2 separate regions of the Mus musculus genome follow, and region 1 is linked to region 2. Evidence: chromatin loops called from intact Hi-C (ENCODE). Cell type or tissue: left cerebral cortex. All regions are shown on one strand.

Region 1 (8,000 bases), 60 kb after region 2:
TCCTGCAATCTGTAGTGATGAAATGGTTATATACACAGAACATTTTTAAAAAGTGCTTTCTTAAATATTTTTCACCATATTTTTAGCTCCTTTGTTTCTCACTCTACAAATTAGAAAGTCAAAAATTAAAGAATAGAATTATCATCAGGTTCTTTGTTTAGATACAGCAGTCCTCTTGGACTCAATACTGGTCATTCCTCTATCTCCCTACAACCGCCATAGTGGCATAGAAAGTAAACTTATTTTTCATTGCTGATAGTGACATTAAAAAAAAAACAAAAACACTTTGTCAGAGAAATGCTTTAATAGTTGTGAGGCCAGCTTCACTAATGTCCCTGCTCTTTGTATGTGAGGTTTGTGTGAAAATGTGTGACCCTGCCAAAGGAGCAGCTGGCCAGAGAACCATTGCTGTCCTCCTGCCCTGCCTTCTGGACAAAGGAATGATGAGTCCTGTGACGGAAGTCCGAGCCCTCAGGTGTGGTTTGGTTGAAGTGAATGTACTGGAATTACTTAGTTTCTAGCCAGTTTGTAGAAAATGTGTTCTCTTGAATGTTAGATTCCTAAACATAAGAAAAATGGGCTGAGGAGAATCCGTTGAGGTAACTTAAGCATTTATGAAAAGATGTGGGCTAAAGTATTTTATAGTCATATTTCATGGGGACCTTAGTTTGACGAATATTCTGAGTTGCATATTATTCTATTGGCATCGGCCCCTTTCCTTAGCAAGTGCACATCTTCCTGTTATGCCTCATGTCTTCAGGGCCTTGCTTGTTGAGTATAACCAACTGTCCTTGGAAAACTAGTATATATGGTGACTATTAATGGCTTCTAAATCTACTAGCTAAAAGGCAAATGTGGAAATTAATGATGGTTCAGGCTTTCCAAACCTGAACTCTATACTATACTATACTCTAATAGGATAAAAGGACACAACAGGATGTGCATTCTGATGTGGTGGGATAGGATATATTCAGCATTGCTTATGAAAGAGCCTTGCATGGTTTCAGAGGCAAAGTCTACCCATATTTGCTATATAGTAGCTCAGCCTGGCCTCAAACTAGTGATCCTCTGGCCTCATACATCAGAATGTTGGCATTACTGGCAGAAGCCATATTTTTAAAATAATTGAACCTTTACTTGGTTTAGTGTGTGTATGTATGTGTGTGTGTATATATATGTATACATGTATATATATATATGTATGTATGTGTATATATACATATATATATACATATATACATATATATATATATATATATATGATATGCTAAATAACACAGCTGAAATAGGATCAGTACAGTTAAATGAGAAAACAAGAGAAAGACTGGGACTGAAAGTTTCAAGAATCAAGCTGGGTGTGATGGCACATGCCTTTAAATCTACTAACTCATATATAGAGGCCATCAGATATCTGTGAGTTCAAAACCAGCCTGGTCTAAATAGCAGGTTCTAGTTTAGCCAGTTCTGTATAGAGTGAAACCTTGTCTGAGAAAGACAAAGAAAGGGAGAAAGGAAGGAAGGAAGGAAGGAAGGAAGGAAGGAAGGAAGGAAGGAAGGAAGGAACAGGGGGAGGGAGGAAAGAAGGGGGAAGAAAGAAAGAAAAAAAAGAAAAGAAAGGAAAAAGATAGTTAGATTGAAGATGGTAGTGGATAGACTTTGAGCTCTGAATTTGGATTCTAGCAAACTATCATTTTTTTTTCACCCCTCTATGTGTATGTATGCTTGCTTAAAAATATCTGTAATTGCCGGATGATGGCAGTACATGCCTTTAATCCCAGTGCTTGAAAGGCAGAAACAGTCAGATCTCTATTAGTTTGAAGCCAGTCTGGTCTACAGAGCAAGCTTCAGGACAGGTTATTCAGAGAAACTGTCTCAAGCAAAACATTGCAAGACAAATCTGTAATTTTTTAAGTGCCAAGAGATGAGAAACCCTACTTTCCAGTTGCCAAGTTAGGCTTTGAGCCATGAGTATATACCTGAATACAAGTGCAAACCATCCTCGTGATTAGATTGTAGGCCTTCTCATTTGTGGTGAAGGGAATGAGATGGTGTTTTCTGTGTGTCTAGCATTAACACTCTTGTGAAGATCAGCAAAAGTGCAGGAGCCATGTTGAAACCACACGCACCCAAACTCATACCAGCACTCTTAGAGTCCTTAAGTGTGTTGGAGCCTCAAGTTCTCAATTATTTGAGTCTCCGGGCTACAGAACAAGAAAAGGTAAGTTGATAGCAGAAGTATATTGGTAAGTACTGCTGAGGTATGATCACTAACCATCTACAAAATGCCTAAGTAAAAATTTACATGTAGACTTTGATCTGAAGTTGCTCTGTTGTCTTTGATCAGTTATTACCGGGAAGGATAGAAAGGAATCCCCTAGAGGCCTCCTCAATGAACGGTTTCCTAGGGGCTTTTAAAATTCTTTCATATTTATAAGTCACAAACCCCCCAAATAGCCAATTTAAAAACAAAATCACCACTTGAGAATCTTTTCAAAATCTATTGGTTGCTGTTTTATCCTAGTAACCTTTTCCTTAAAGAAGCTTTCCAGTTTCAAGTGGTCCTATTTATCAATTGTTGACCTCAGACCCTGAGCCATTGGTGTTCTGTTCAAGAAATTTTCCCCTTTGCCAATGTGTTCAAGGCTATTTCCCACTTTCTCTTTTATTAGATTCAGTGTATTTGCTTTTGTGTTGAAGTCCTTGTTCTACTTGCACTCGAGCTTTGTTAATAAATATGGATCAATTTGCATTCTTCTACATGAAGACTGCCAGTTAGACCAGCACCATTTGTTGAAGATGCTTTTTTTTCTCCACTGGATGGTTTTGGCTTCTTTGTCAAAGATCAAGTGTCCATAGGTGTGAGAGCTGTAGTGTTATATTTTGAATGTTTTTTTTTTTTTTACATACATTGTACATTATCTCTTTATACTCTCCTAGTTCCAGTCTGCTCATCTCCTCCCACCTGCCCAAACTGAGACCTTTTGCTTGGAACTGTATCCACTGAGCTAAATCCCTAACTTTTGGATCTAAAGAGATATCCTAGCAGTTACCTACTCTTACAGAGGACTGGAGTTCAATTCTTTTTTTTTTTTTTAAGACTTATTTATTTATTATATGTGAGTACACTGTAGCTGTCTTCAGATACACCAGAAGAGGGCATCGGATCTCATTATGGATGGTTGTGAGCCACCATGTGGTTGCTGGGATTTGAACTCGGGACCTTCCGAAGAGCAGTCGGTGCTCTTAACCACTGAGCCATCTCTCCAGTCCCTGGAGTTCGATTCTTAGCACCCACATTTGATACTTTTCTGTAACTTTGCCTTTTGTGAACATGCACAGTCATTTGCACATGCCTATCCTTATACTTTATAACTCTTGTTAACCATTTATATATTTCTCTGAATTTCGTTTCTATTTTATACCTAGTTTTTAATATTTATGCTTGTTTAGTGGGATGATTAGGCCTATATAATATGTAATGTGGGTGTGTTCTCTCAGTTCACTGTTTGATTGTTAATTTTTATAATCTACTCTTATAAATTACCCTTTTCATTTGCCTTTTAATACTGTTGTTTCTTCTTTACTGGGCATTCTTTCCTGTTTCACTAGACTTGCCACCTGCTATAAAATGTTTACTAGTATTAAAAATTAGGGGACATAAATTCTATCCATCTTTTTGTGAACCTCAGCAAATTACGTTTTTGTGCCTTACTCTCTGGATAGTAATAACCTTTCCCCTAGTGTAATTTTGATCAAACTATCATTGTAAATATGAATCCACATAATAAAGTTAAAGGATTAAGTGGATTATACAAACACCCAATTTTGTTTTGTTTTTTTGTTTTTTTTGACAATGTTTTAAACATTATGTAGAAACGCAATATATTCTCTTTTTAAGTGGATAGAGAACCTGGAACTAAAGAATGCTGAATAGCTTGCTTAGAGCCATAGTATCTTTATTAATAAATACATTGTTACTTAATTTCTTGTAACAGAAGGGATTGATCCCAGGGCCTTGTTCATGCTAAACTACTAGTGAGGTGCACCACCAGCCCTCATATTTTGTTTATTTTTAACTCTTGTCTAAATTTCTGATTTTTAGAGATATGCTAACTTTACAGTTAAATTGTTAAGGAAGGTCAGCGGAAATTAGAATTTGACTTCCATCTGATTTACATATTGATTGTTTACTTAAAAGCCTTTAGTTTGGAAATAAAACCCTTTAATTAGTGTTTCTATGGCTAATTCATAATTAGTTGAATATTCTGAGTATCTTGAGCTTCTGCTTTTCAGGATGTAATGGACAGTGCTCGACTCAGTGCTGCCAAATCCTCTCCCATGATGGAGACAATCAACATGGTGAGTTTCCAAACACAACTGAAATACAACCCCTTTGCATCTCTTTGAGTACAGTTCTCCAGAAGAGCTCATGCTGTGTAACATGAGACAAACCTAAGGGGCTATGTTGATAAAATACTGTGACTACAGTTGTTTCTTTCAAAATTCTTAAGTTTTTAACTGGCATATACAAATTTTGCATATTTATAGACATTTTTCTTAACCAGTAATAAAAGTAAATTTTCTGAATAGCAGAATTTGTCAAATTTTGTGTTAGATTAAAAACAACATATTAGTAGATCTATGTATAACTCGTATCTATTAATTTTGGTCTTATTTTAGGTTCAGTAATGTTATTTTATTATTATTTTTATTATTATCATCATCTTCCGCCTATCTCTGCTTGAGAAATTTCTTTGTTAAAGATTATGAAGGTGTGAGATCAGAGAGATTTTAATGAAGTAGCACAGAAGGTGGGCAGCAGGAATTGAGCCATAGTGATGTATATCTTTCAGATGCTGGAAACGTAGTGAAGAGTTCGTGGCACTTTGAGGCTCTGGGAGTCTTTGCAGAGTCACCTTCTGGGCATTTCCTGTAGTGATTATTAAGAGCTTGCAAGCTACCAGAAACTGTTTGCTAAGCAGATCACAAATGGGACAAAAGTCAGGTTTTAGTGTCCAATGGGGACTGCTAAGAGTCGTATGTTTTAGTTTTACTATTGGGGCAAATGAGAGAAGTATTTAGCAAGCATCATTTGGAAATATTCATAAATAATGAAGTGTGTGCCCGTATTTTAAAAAAATATAACAGGCTGTGGTAAAATCATCTAAGAAACTGACTTATTTGGGGTCTAGTAGGCTCGACTTAGTCTGGAAGGTCAGTTTTAATCTAGGTAATTTGCATTTGCCATAGATTGATAGAGGGGGATTGAAAGAGAGGTAACCATTTATTTCCTCTTAGTAAATTAATGCTTTTCATTATTTTGTTTTTCTATTTTTAATGTTGAACCATCAGTGAGTGAATTTTCTGTTTGTAGTACTGTAGTAGTTTAATTTTTCCAGAGCAAAATCAAACCAGTGATTTTCAACTTTCTATTAAAACTAGTAGGTTCATATTTTGATATAGGTAGTTTTTAAATAAAGATATGGTACTGACTTACTTGTTTAGGCTTACTTTTATATTTATTCTTTTCTCAAAGTGCCTGCAATATCTTGATGTTTCGGTGCTAGGTGAACTAGTTCCTAGGCTATGTGAGCTGATCAGAAGTGGTGTAGGTCTTGGGACTAAGGTAAGATTTGTGTGTGTGTGTGTGGGGGGGTATATTGGTGTTTATGCACATGCATGTGGAGGACAAGAGTATCTTTATTTTAGTTTTACCTTTTGGGTATCTCCCACTATTGCTTTCCACATTATCTTTTGAGAAAGATTCTATTGCTGAACAAGGTGCTCACTGATTGCCTAGGCTGGCTGCCAGCAAGCTCAGTGAATCTAGCTCTTCCTGCCCCCACAGTTCTTAAGACTACAGATATATGAACCCAGATTTGTATGTGGATGCTAATGTGATCCTGGGTCCTCATGCTTGCACAGTAGATACTTCACCTACTGAGCCATCTTCCTAGTCCATAGAAGTGTACTTTTATAAGAGCAAATATGTGTTTGTGATAAGTTTTTTAAACAACAAAAAATGACCACCATGTTTAACACTTAATGTTTCTGGCCGGGCAGTGGTGGCGCACGCCTTTAATCCCAGCACTCAGGAGGCAGAGACAGGCAGATTTCTGAGTTTGAGGCCAGCCTGGTCTACAGAGTGAGTTCCAGGACAGCCAGGGCTACACAGAAAAACCCTGTCTCGAAAACAAAAACAACAACAAAAAGTTAATGTTTCTGTTAAACCATAGTGCATGTTAAATATTTTGTTTCTATGGTTACATGAGTAGCCTAAACTGTGTAACTGATTTTAAAGTATGTATGTATTTATTTTAGATAAGGTCTCTTATAGCTTAGACTAGTCTCAAACTTCCTATACTGGGAGGATGACTTGGAACTTTTGATAGTTCTGCCTGTATTTCCTGGTGCAGGGATTACAAGTATCTTGTTGTGTACTGTCATGCTTACATGTTATCATGCTCTGCTTGTCTTGCTGTTTTTAGTACAATCTTTTATGGTTACCATGAGAGTGCTCTTAAATTTTCTGATACTACCGGTTAATGGACAAGCTCACTTATCTGTTAAAGCAGTAATCATTTTAGACAGTATTAGAAGTTTTCATGTAAGGTTTAATAGATGTTTGGATAGAAAAATACCATTTGTTTGTTTGAGAATCTTAAAAAGGTCAGATACTCCCTTCATCTGCTTATTTTTTTCCTACTGTTAAATTTTAGTTGTTGTTTTAGCCCAAATCTCATGGTGTCCCCTTTTCTCTTTCGGTGTTTTTCTTTTTTCTATATTCAATCCCAGAGGGGCTATTAGATTTCATATGTTTTATCTTTAAATTATTAATGCCTAAAAGTAGTAGTTTGGTAGTGCATAGAGACATCAAATTTAGACCTTTGTTTTTGTGACCTTAAAGGGGGGCTGTGCCAGTGTCATCGTGTCTTTAACTACTCAGTGTCCCCAGGACCTGACACCTTACTCAGGTGAGTTTGATATGTGTAGGAGCACTGTTTCATGATTGGTTATTTCAGAGGGTTTTTTTTTGGTTTTTTTTTTTTTTTTAAATCTTGTTTTTGTTTTTTTGAGATGGGTTTCTCTGTGGCTCTGGCTGCCCTGGAACTCTCTCTGTAGACCAGGCTGGCCTTGATCTCAGAGATCTTTCTGCCTCTGCTTTCTGAATGCTGGTATTAAAGGCGTGCACCACTGCTGCCTGGCTCTTTCAGAGTTTTAAAAAGAAAATTACTGGGTGATGTTGGCTTGCTTTGCCTCTACTGAAATCTCTGACCCAATCATTCTGTAAGCAGACTTTTATTGTGTCATCAGCTAAGTTTGTCAGTGCATAAAGATGTAAAAGTACCTTTCATTCTGCAGAACTTTGTAACTGTTCATAGCTAATTTTGCATGAGTGCTTTTCTAAAAATTCCCCTTCTAGATAGGCTTCTAGGTGGGATTTTGTATCTACCTCTCATTTTTGTACCTTTTTCACAATATTCTGGACAGAAGTTAAATTTTAATTTTTGATTTAAATGAAATAAAGAAAGGAGGTAGCACAAATAATATTTAAAAGACCTAACCTACTATGCAGTAAACCTGATTAATTTCAGGGTTATGGGGTTTTAGTCCTAGGAATATAACATAATATCTGGCCAACCACACAATTGACTGAATTTATTATTTCTGTAGGTAAACTTATGAGTGCTTTGCTTAGTGGTCTGACAGATCGGAACAGTGTAATTCAGAAATCCTGTGCATTTGCCATGGGCCATTTAGTTCGGGTGAGTTAACTTTCTTATTCAGTTAAGCACAACTCTGGTAATTATACAGAAATGAGTAAGAATGCTTGCTTTTCAGACTTCACGGGATAGCAGCACTGAGAAACTGCTACAGAAGCTCAATGGCTGGTACATGGAGAAAGATGGTACCTTTTTTTTTTTTAATCATTCTAAATTTAGACATTAACTAAATAAGCTGTATATTGTTTTGGTGGAAACATTTTAAATTGTTTTATT
Region 2 (8,000 bases):
TGAAATTTATTCCCTAGAACTCAGTGTTCCTACTACATTTTCTTACAAGTACGCCTATTTGGCCAACCAAGTATATCTAGAGACAGTAGAATCTTATATTTTACATTGTAATAATCTTGGTATCTTGCAAAATGCAGATACTGTGTTTCTGATTCTGATACATCCCTTTCTGCGTTATAAACTTTATGTTCCTTAAAAGAAAGAAGTAGCTACTTTCCACTAAGACAAGTAATGTCTAAGAAATGAATTTATTTTTAAGATATAATTGATAATTCTAGTTCTGTCTTTGTTTTAGGTAATGGAACTGCTGGTCCATCTGAATAAACGTATAAAAAGCCGCCCCAAAATACAGCTTCCAGTAGAAACACTATTGGTTCAGTACCAGGACCCTGCTGCAGTTTCCTTTGTCACGGTGAGAGTTAGTTTGGAATTTTTTTTGCGGGGAGGGGGGTTTACGTCAGTCTTCTCAGTGTTTAGTTGATGCCATCAATGTTTATTGGCAAACTTAAAAGTTTCATTCTTAGACCATACCTAACTGAAACAGTTGTTTTTTTTTTTTTTTTTTTTTTTTAATGCTGTGTTATTTTTTCATGGAGTACTGATTCACAGGTAATGCTGCTTCAAAGAAGTTATAGGAACATGGTAATGAATGGCCATTTATTGGGCAAAGAAATGTTGGTGAAATGACTGTGAGGTATTTAATATAAAAAAGAATGATTTTACTTATACAGAATCTGAACAAGTTAATATCAAAGACATTAAGAGTAGAGTACCGATTATCAGAAGTTGGGGGAAAATTAATTGCTAGGTACTAAGTCTAGAGAACAGGAACTTGTGATGTGCTGTGCTTGCGCAGTTGGAATGACTGTAGGTAATGGGTACTTTCTGCAAACAGGTGTTTACAGGCGCCCAGTGTGGTGTAGGATTGCAGTTCCTTTGGCTTGTTAGGTTGAGGCAGGAGTATTGCTTGAGCTCAGAAGTTCAAGAATAGCCTGAACAAATTATGGGATGCTCTTCTTGAATATGAACTCTGAAACAACAAAATAACTTACAGAAAGCTAGAAAAAGGGCTTTCAAGGTCTTGCCTTAATGGAATGATAGATATTTAAGGGTATGTTTAACCTAATAGAAGCAACATATAATGTATACATAGATTTAAATGTCACATTGGTACTCTATAATATGTATACTTTTCTAAAAACAACTTGGAACTGGGGATTAAGCCAGGGGCCCTTTGCGTGCAAGGTAAACCTTCTACTGAGCCAGGCCCCTACCCAATGCATGTAATTGCTTTTATGTAAGTAACAGTAATTTGATTCTTAGTATCTGAGATAAATCTGAAAAGAGAGAAGAGTTAGCAATACTCTTTCTGATGTGTGTACTCAGAAGCTATCCTTTTTTGTAGTGGAGTAAATCTGAGACTGGCAAGTATTCCTCTTCATTCCGTTTCATGAAAACAAAATTTAAAAAATGTTGATGTTATATGATGACAGATAGTGTTTTTTTCTGGCTCTTGTAATTTTTCACAGTGGGGCAAAATTTCCCAGATTGTTTTATCAGGAGTCACAGTTTTATTTGGAGGTGCTGTGTCTATTTTCTACATATAATTTCATTATAAGACAGTATCTTTCCTTTAACCAAATACAAATATTGAGGTCAATATCTATGCCAAATAGAAGGAAGGCCTTCTGATGCCTGTTCATTTCTGTGAAGAATCCTTCAGATTAGCAACTATCTTATTTCTACATCTGGATTTATACTCATGAGTTTACTTGAGTTGTAAATTTTGCAAAGGTTGTATATAGTGCTACGGATAACATCTGCAGCCCTCAGTTTCCCTGGATTACCTGCCATCCATTGCTGAGTTGTTACTGGATTGAGGGACCACATAGTGCTGCAGTTCCTAAGATGGTTTTAGTAATTGACCTGTGAAATGGAAGCTTGGGATTTGTTAACATGTGATCTTGGGTTATTGCAGCAAACCGGGAGATCTGCTGATAATGTGTATTATAAAGGTTTAGATAGGCTAAATGCCTTTTTTCTTCCTAGCAGTAGTAATTGACATGTGACTGTTTCTGGTTAAGTTACCTTTTTTACATAAAAAGCTGACTTTAAAAAGAAGTTGTGCTTAGGGTCTTCCCCGAGATGAGTAATTTGGAAGCTGTAATAAACAGAGGATGATTCTTGTGATGGTTGTGTTATAAGAATAACTTTCTGTAATTGAATTTTTCCCTCCATACTCACTTGCCTTCTCTTACTGCATTAGAATTTTACTATAATTTATGTTAAGATGGGCTATCCTCGCCTGCCAGTGGAAAAACAATGTGAGCTGGCCCCTACGCTTCTTACTGCCATGGAAGGGAAACCTCAGCCACAGCAGGATAGGTAAGGCTTCCTCGCTTACCTGTTCCCATCTGTAAGAGTCAACAACTTTTGCCTTTCAGATACAGGTCAAGTCTGGTTTTACTTGGCAACTGGAAAGGCTTGGGCTTGTTTACCTGAAGGATAGTTGAATTTTCTATGATATTTTAGTTACTGTTTTATTAGTGGCATTATAAAGTTCTTCATATGAACACAAAAAAATATGTAAGACTGACACTTTCCTAAATTTAACTGCTTCACGTTTTTTGTTGTCTTTTTAAAAGTGGTTGTTTTATGTGATGTTAAAAATCTATTTCATTGATTTGTTTTCCTTTCATCTCATCTGGAGAGAAGGCACTGTTGTTAAGAGTACTGTCTGCTCTTTCAGATGACCCAGGTTCAATTCCTACCAACCACATAATACTCACAGCCATTTGTTAACTCCAATTCCAGGGGGTCCAGAACCCTTTTCTGGCTCTGGGCACTAGGCTATCTTTGTTGTGTATAGATTTGGCATATAGATGAAATACCCACGCATGCATTAAATAACTAAAAAGAACATTTTTCATTAAAACATTTCTGTCTTGATGGATAAAACATTTCTCAACAATTTCTGGAAGCAATAGGGTAATATAGGCACTGGAAAAAAAATGAAGGCCTTTTATAACATCATTTATTTGTGGGCTTAGAGAAAATATCTTTATCTCAGATCTGTCAATTAGAAAGTTTCCAGTTCTGGTTTATTTATCAGTCAATCAGTTGTTTGATAATGGTCTTGGGGATCAAATGCAGGGCCTCAGAAGCCTTGAATAAAAGACTACAGGTGTTTACAATGAAATTAATAATTGAAGCAAATTTTTATTGAAAGAACATGTTGAACTTTACTTTTATCTAAAATGTAACATGAACCTTCTGGTAACCTTCTGGTAAAATCAAGTTTATTTTATATACATTTTTCTAGATTCTTAAAGTGATGAACCATGTTGGCTAAGAGCCAGTTATCACTTAATACTTTGAGATCTTTGTTCAAATCTTTGAGATTTGTTGTTTTTGTTTTTGTTTTATTTTGAGACAGTTTCTCTGTGTAGTTCTGTGTGTCTTGGAACTTGCTCTGTTAGCCAGCCTGATCTCAAATTACTGAGTGCTGGGATTAAAAGCATGTACCACCACCATGCCCAGCTTAATATTTGAGTCTTTTTAATTTGTATTTTTACATTTTTTGAGACAGAGTTTCTTTGTGTAGCCCTGGGTATCCTGGGACTAACCCTGTAGATCAGGCTGGTCTTAAACTCACAGAAATCTAGTTGCTTCTGCTTCCTGAGTACTAGGGACTAGGAAATCAAGGTTACTCCCTAAATTAAGACTTTGTCCCTAATTGGTATAAAAAATGAATAGCTCCTGATATAATTGCCAATTTGTATTAAGTATATCTTTTATTTGCGTGTATAAAAATCGATTTATAAACTAGCTGCAATAAATTTAATTTTTCTTTCAGCTTAATGCATCTTTTAATACCAACTCTTTTTCACATGAAGTACCCGGCTGAATCATCAAAGTCAGCTTCTCCTTTTAATCTTGCTGAGAAACCAAAGACTGTGCAGCTGCTCTTGGACTTTATGCTAGATGTCCTTCTGATGCCTTACGGGTGAGTTAAAAATGACAGAGAGCCAAGCAGTGTTGTCTTGAGAGTTTACTCTGTGGAAATTGTATGCTACTTTAAATGGCTCAGCTTATGTGTGATGCATCTCTGAGGATTTGCAGCAGTACTAAATGCTAAAGTCCAGCTCTGCTACATATTGGCTGTATAGATATAGTAATGCTGTTGTCATTTTTAGATTTCACCAGTCCCCAGCTGAAGTAAATGTTGAGTCTCCTAGCTCTGTGTACCTTAGGAAATCAGGAAATCATATCCAGTTTTCCTTGTTCTGTTTTCCTTGATGTCTTGGAATTTCTTTTGCACTTCTACCATTTAGTAGTGGATCTGTTTGGCTCTTCCTACAATTTTGTTCTCATAGCTTTGTTTTTTGATTCACTTTCTTTAGTGTACAAAATGTGATTTACATTCTACAGGCGTATCATTGGACTCTGCTTATCCCTCTCATGTCTTCAAACAGTGCTGTAGAGTTGCCTGATTTTTAGCACAGATTTTAAAGCACATCTTAGAAGCATGGGTTCTCAGTAGCCATCATTACATGTATTCAGTGATTCATACTCCCCTCCAAGTACTTCCACCTTATTCTTTAAGATAATGCAGTACTTTAGGATATTTCTCTACAGAGAAACAAAGTCACCTTGGAAAATATCTCTTACTGGCCAGATGTCAACTCGGTGTCTGCTACAGACATTTCTTATTTTGTGTAGACATATTTGCTCTATTTTCTGTGTCCCTCATAGCCCCCAAGAACTACCTGTGTAGTACTTTGTGTTTTTATCACATTGTTGACATCTTCCTCTTTCTTAAAGGTTTTTCAGCCCCTTGCAGTGTTTTATCAGGCTTTTGAATCTGGTTTCCAGATTGTGGTCTGACACTAGCCTACTGATTTGGTCTTGCTGCTAGAGATAGTTTCTAAACTGCTACTTTTACTCCGTTTTCCCCTGATCTTGAGGGTATATGTACATAGACGACCATGCACATGGAGTTGCATAGCATCTATCCTCAGTGCAGAGACGAGAAGGTTAAGGCTGTATGGTTCTTTCTCTTCCAGTTGGCTCTCCTTCTGCCCCTCTAGTTTAATAGCTTGATTTTTCAGGGCCTTTACTACAGGCAAGAAGCTGAAATAGTGAACTGGAAGTGGGGTGAGGCTATAAACTCTCATATCTCACCCTCAGTGACTTTTCTTCGTCCAGCAGAATTGCATCTTATGGCTATGGGGATATAATCTCCCCTAGAAGCGCCAGCAATTGGGAACTCATTTAAACCAATACAGCTTCCAAGCTTCTCATTCTTTAATGAGAATTTTAGTATCTATTATGATCTATTATCAGTATAGAATTAATATCAGTATAGAGTTAAAGGGATTTCAACTAATGTTTGTATAAAATATAAATATGATTATGAGGAATAATAGTTTTAATTGGATGAAAAATAAATTTATTAGAGGTCTTATTTCTATTCTACAAGCTAAAAAGTATGTCAGATAACAATAACAAGGAGACACATACAAGGAGCTTTGAATATATAATGAGAAAATTCTTTTTTTTTTTCAAAATTTCCTACTTTTAAAACTTTGTTATTATTCTTTGTATGTGTACAGAGTATGAGTGAAGTACAGTTCTGTGGAGTTGGGTCTCTCACCTTTAATGGGTTTCAGGACTTAAATTCAGGTTGTCAGGCTTGTGTGGCAAATGCCTTTTAACCATTGAGCCATCTTGCCAGGCCCTGACTGATGCCTTTTACTTTAGTTTTAACTTTTAGAATGTTACATGCTTGTATGGGAGGCAGTTTGTGAGAGGCTTCAGTGAGTTTTCTAATGTGAGTTACAAAGTAAGGGAAAAAACCGTAAAAGCTTTGTTTGGAGCATAGAACAATACTAACCATAAGCCTTGTGGGGTCAATAGGCATATGTCTGTATTTGTCATTAAAAAATCAAAATGTAGTGAGTGTAAACTAACTTATCAGATAATAATATGTACCTGGAAATGGCATAAACATTTTGTAGTTCACTTATAACTGCCTTGAGTGATAGGTTCTTCTGATTAATTTGCTGACGATATATATATATATATATATATATATATATATATATATATATATGTATATATATATATGTATGTATACCTTTGAGATTTTTTTTTATATTGCTGGACAGTGTTGCTGCATGCCTTCAATCCTAGCAGAGGCAGGTGGATCTCTGAGTTTCAGGCCAGCCTGGTCTATAGAGTGATTTCCAGGACAGCCAGGGCTATACAGAGAAACTCTGTCTTCAAAATCAAAATAAGTACAAAAGTGATTTTTACGTGGAAATTTTTATTTTCGTTGTTGCTCTAGCACAGTGGTGCTAAAAGTGACTCTTTAGTAGAGTTCCTCATGTTTTGATGACCCCTAACTGTGATATTACTTTTGTTGCTACTTCATAACTGTAATTTTACTATTATGAATGGTAATGTAAATAGCTGTGTTTTACCATAGTTTTAGGTGACCTGTGAGAGAGTCATTTTACTCCCAAAGGGGGTGCGACCCAGAGGTTAAGAACCACAGCTCTAGCATAATACTGTTCAACGACAGAGTGAGTGTTTTATGTATATATGTGTAGATATACACAAATTCACATGCTTTTATAGAGAGTTAAAGTTTTATTTTCTTTTCAGATATGTGTTAAATGAATCCCAGAGTCGCCAAAATTCATCATCATCATCACAGGGTTCTTCTTCAAACAGTGGGGGAGGTTCTGGAATCCCACAGCCTCCCCCAGGAATGAGCTTTTATGCAGCTAAACGAGTTATTGGTGACAACCCGTGGACACCTGAACAGTTGGAACAGGTATCATCACAGCTGCTCTTTATAGGAGTACTGACCCTGAACTCTTGCCCCTGTGAAGTTCATGGAAGCATGTGCAGAGCAATTCCTGTAATTTCAAGTTCTCTAAAGAGTATGTTGGAAAGGAGCAAATTCTTTTCCTCTGTCATTTATTTGTTAAAGCCCTAGGGATGGGGGGAGTGGGAAATGAGCGTATGTCTTTCTAACAGTGTTCACATCTTTCAAGTACTATGCACAACCTATTTTATATTGAGCAAATTTAGTTTTCTCTCATTTTAATTTATAACTATAGGTCTTAATTATGTAGTTCCTTTGATGCAGTTAAAATACAATTTATCTTTCATTATTCAATATTTTAGGGCTGTACATTTTGTGTAAAGTGAGGAACCTCTATACTTCACAAGTGACAATGTGGGGAAAAGCATGACTCCCTTTTATATTTCTTCTTGGGGTTTTAAAATTGGCATTAAGAATTTTATTCTGGATTTAAACAGGACACAGATGTTCTCTGAGCAGCTTTTAAAAATGACTGGTGCTCTACAGAGAAGGTGCCTCCCTGTGTCTGTCATCAGGCACCTCAGGGAAGAACAGAAATCAGTATGTAATTATTTTGGAATTCAAGCAACATGGGTTAGTCTTCCAATCCTTCCTTTATTTCTCCATAGCAGTCTCAATGATTTGATCTTTTCTTTTTGGGAATGTAAGTGATCATTGACAAAAGTGTTTTCAGGAGAGAGAAAAAGAAGCAAATGGGGCATTCTTGCCACTCAAAATTTAGTGTTCTATTCAATGAGGGTTATAATTGATTAGATTTACTTCATGCTTATACACCTTTTACCTCCTCCCTCCTCCCCTTAAGCCATAGTGTGAATCTAGAAACCACTCTAATGAGTGTGACATGACCTATGGCAGGCACTATACTGGGTACTTTTAGTATACTATCTCATTTAATCCTCACAGCAACTAATGAGGTAGCGAAATTTTCTAAAGCTCCTTTCCTAAAAGGTATGGAAGTTTTGAGATTCACCAGGGTCTCTTTTCTGATACCGGACTCTTAGCCTAGCCCTTTGTGAGGCTTAAAGCTGAATATACTGGAGAGTACTAGTTATTGCTATTGTTCATTTATAATCTTAAGTTGGTCATTGTTTGCTGAATTTAAAGG

Evidence for each region. A loop is a pair of places that touch in the nucleus more often than their neighbours do. Peaks named below come from ENCODE experiments on the same cell type or tissue, not always from the same donor. Only the 100,000 strongest peaks of a DNase experiment are listed, where the experiment ranks them.
Region 1: it touches region 2 in a loop (2.2-fold over the local background); 2 of 42 quality-filtered maps call a loop at or near these places.

Annotation. Positions count from the first base shown.
Region 1 is chr4:58,811,618-58,819,617 of GRCm38, reverse strand. It overlaps Ecpas (Ecm29 proteasome adaptor and scaffold), which reads left to right. Exons shown (of 49, transcript NM_172381.3): 34 at 354-475; 35 at 2,068-2,218; 36 at 4,294-4,359; 37 at 5,537-5,626; 38 at 6,908-6,974; 39 at 7,675-7,766; 40 at 7,843-7,909. Among named protein-coding and RNA genes, the nearest start is that of Olfr267, 30 kb to the right of the region's middle. In left cerebral cortex, no CTCF peak of the experiment used is centred here; no DNase peak of the experiment used is centred here.
Region 2 is chr4:58,871,430-58,879,429 of GRCm38, reverse strand. It overlaps Ecpas (Ecm29 proteasome adaptor and scaffold), which reads left to right. Exons shown (of 49, transcript NM_172381.3): 3 at 296-412; 4 at 2,267-2,385; 5 at 3,857-4,006; 6 at 6,670-6,841. Among named protein-coding and RNA genes, the nearest start is that of Ecpas, 37 kb to the left of the region's middle. In left cerebral cortex, no CTCF peak of the experiment used is centred here; a DNase peak (open chromatin) is centred at 4,049.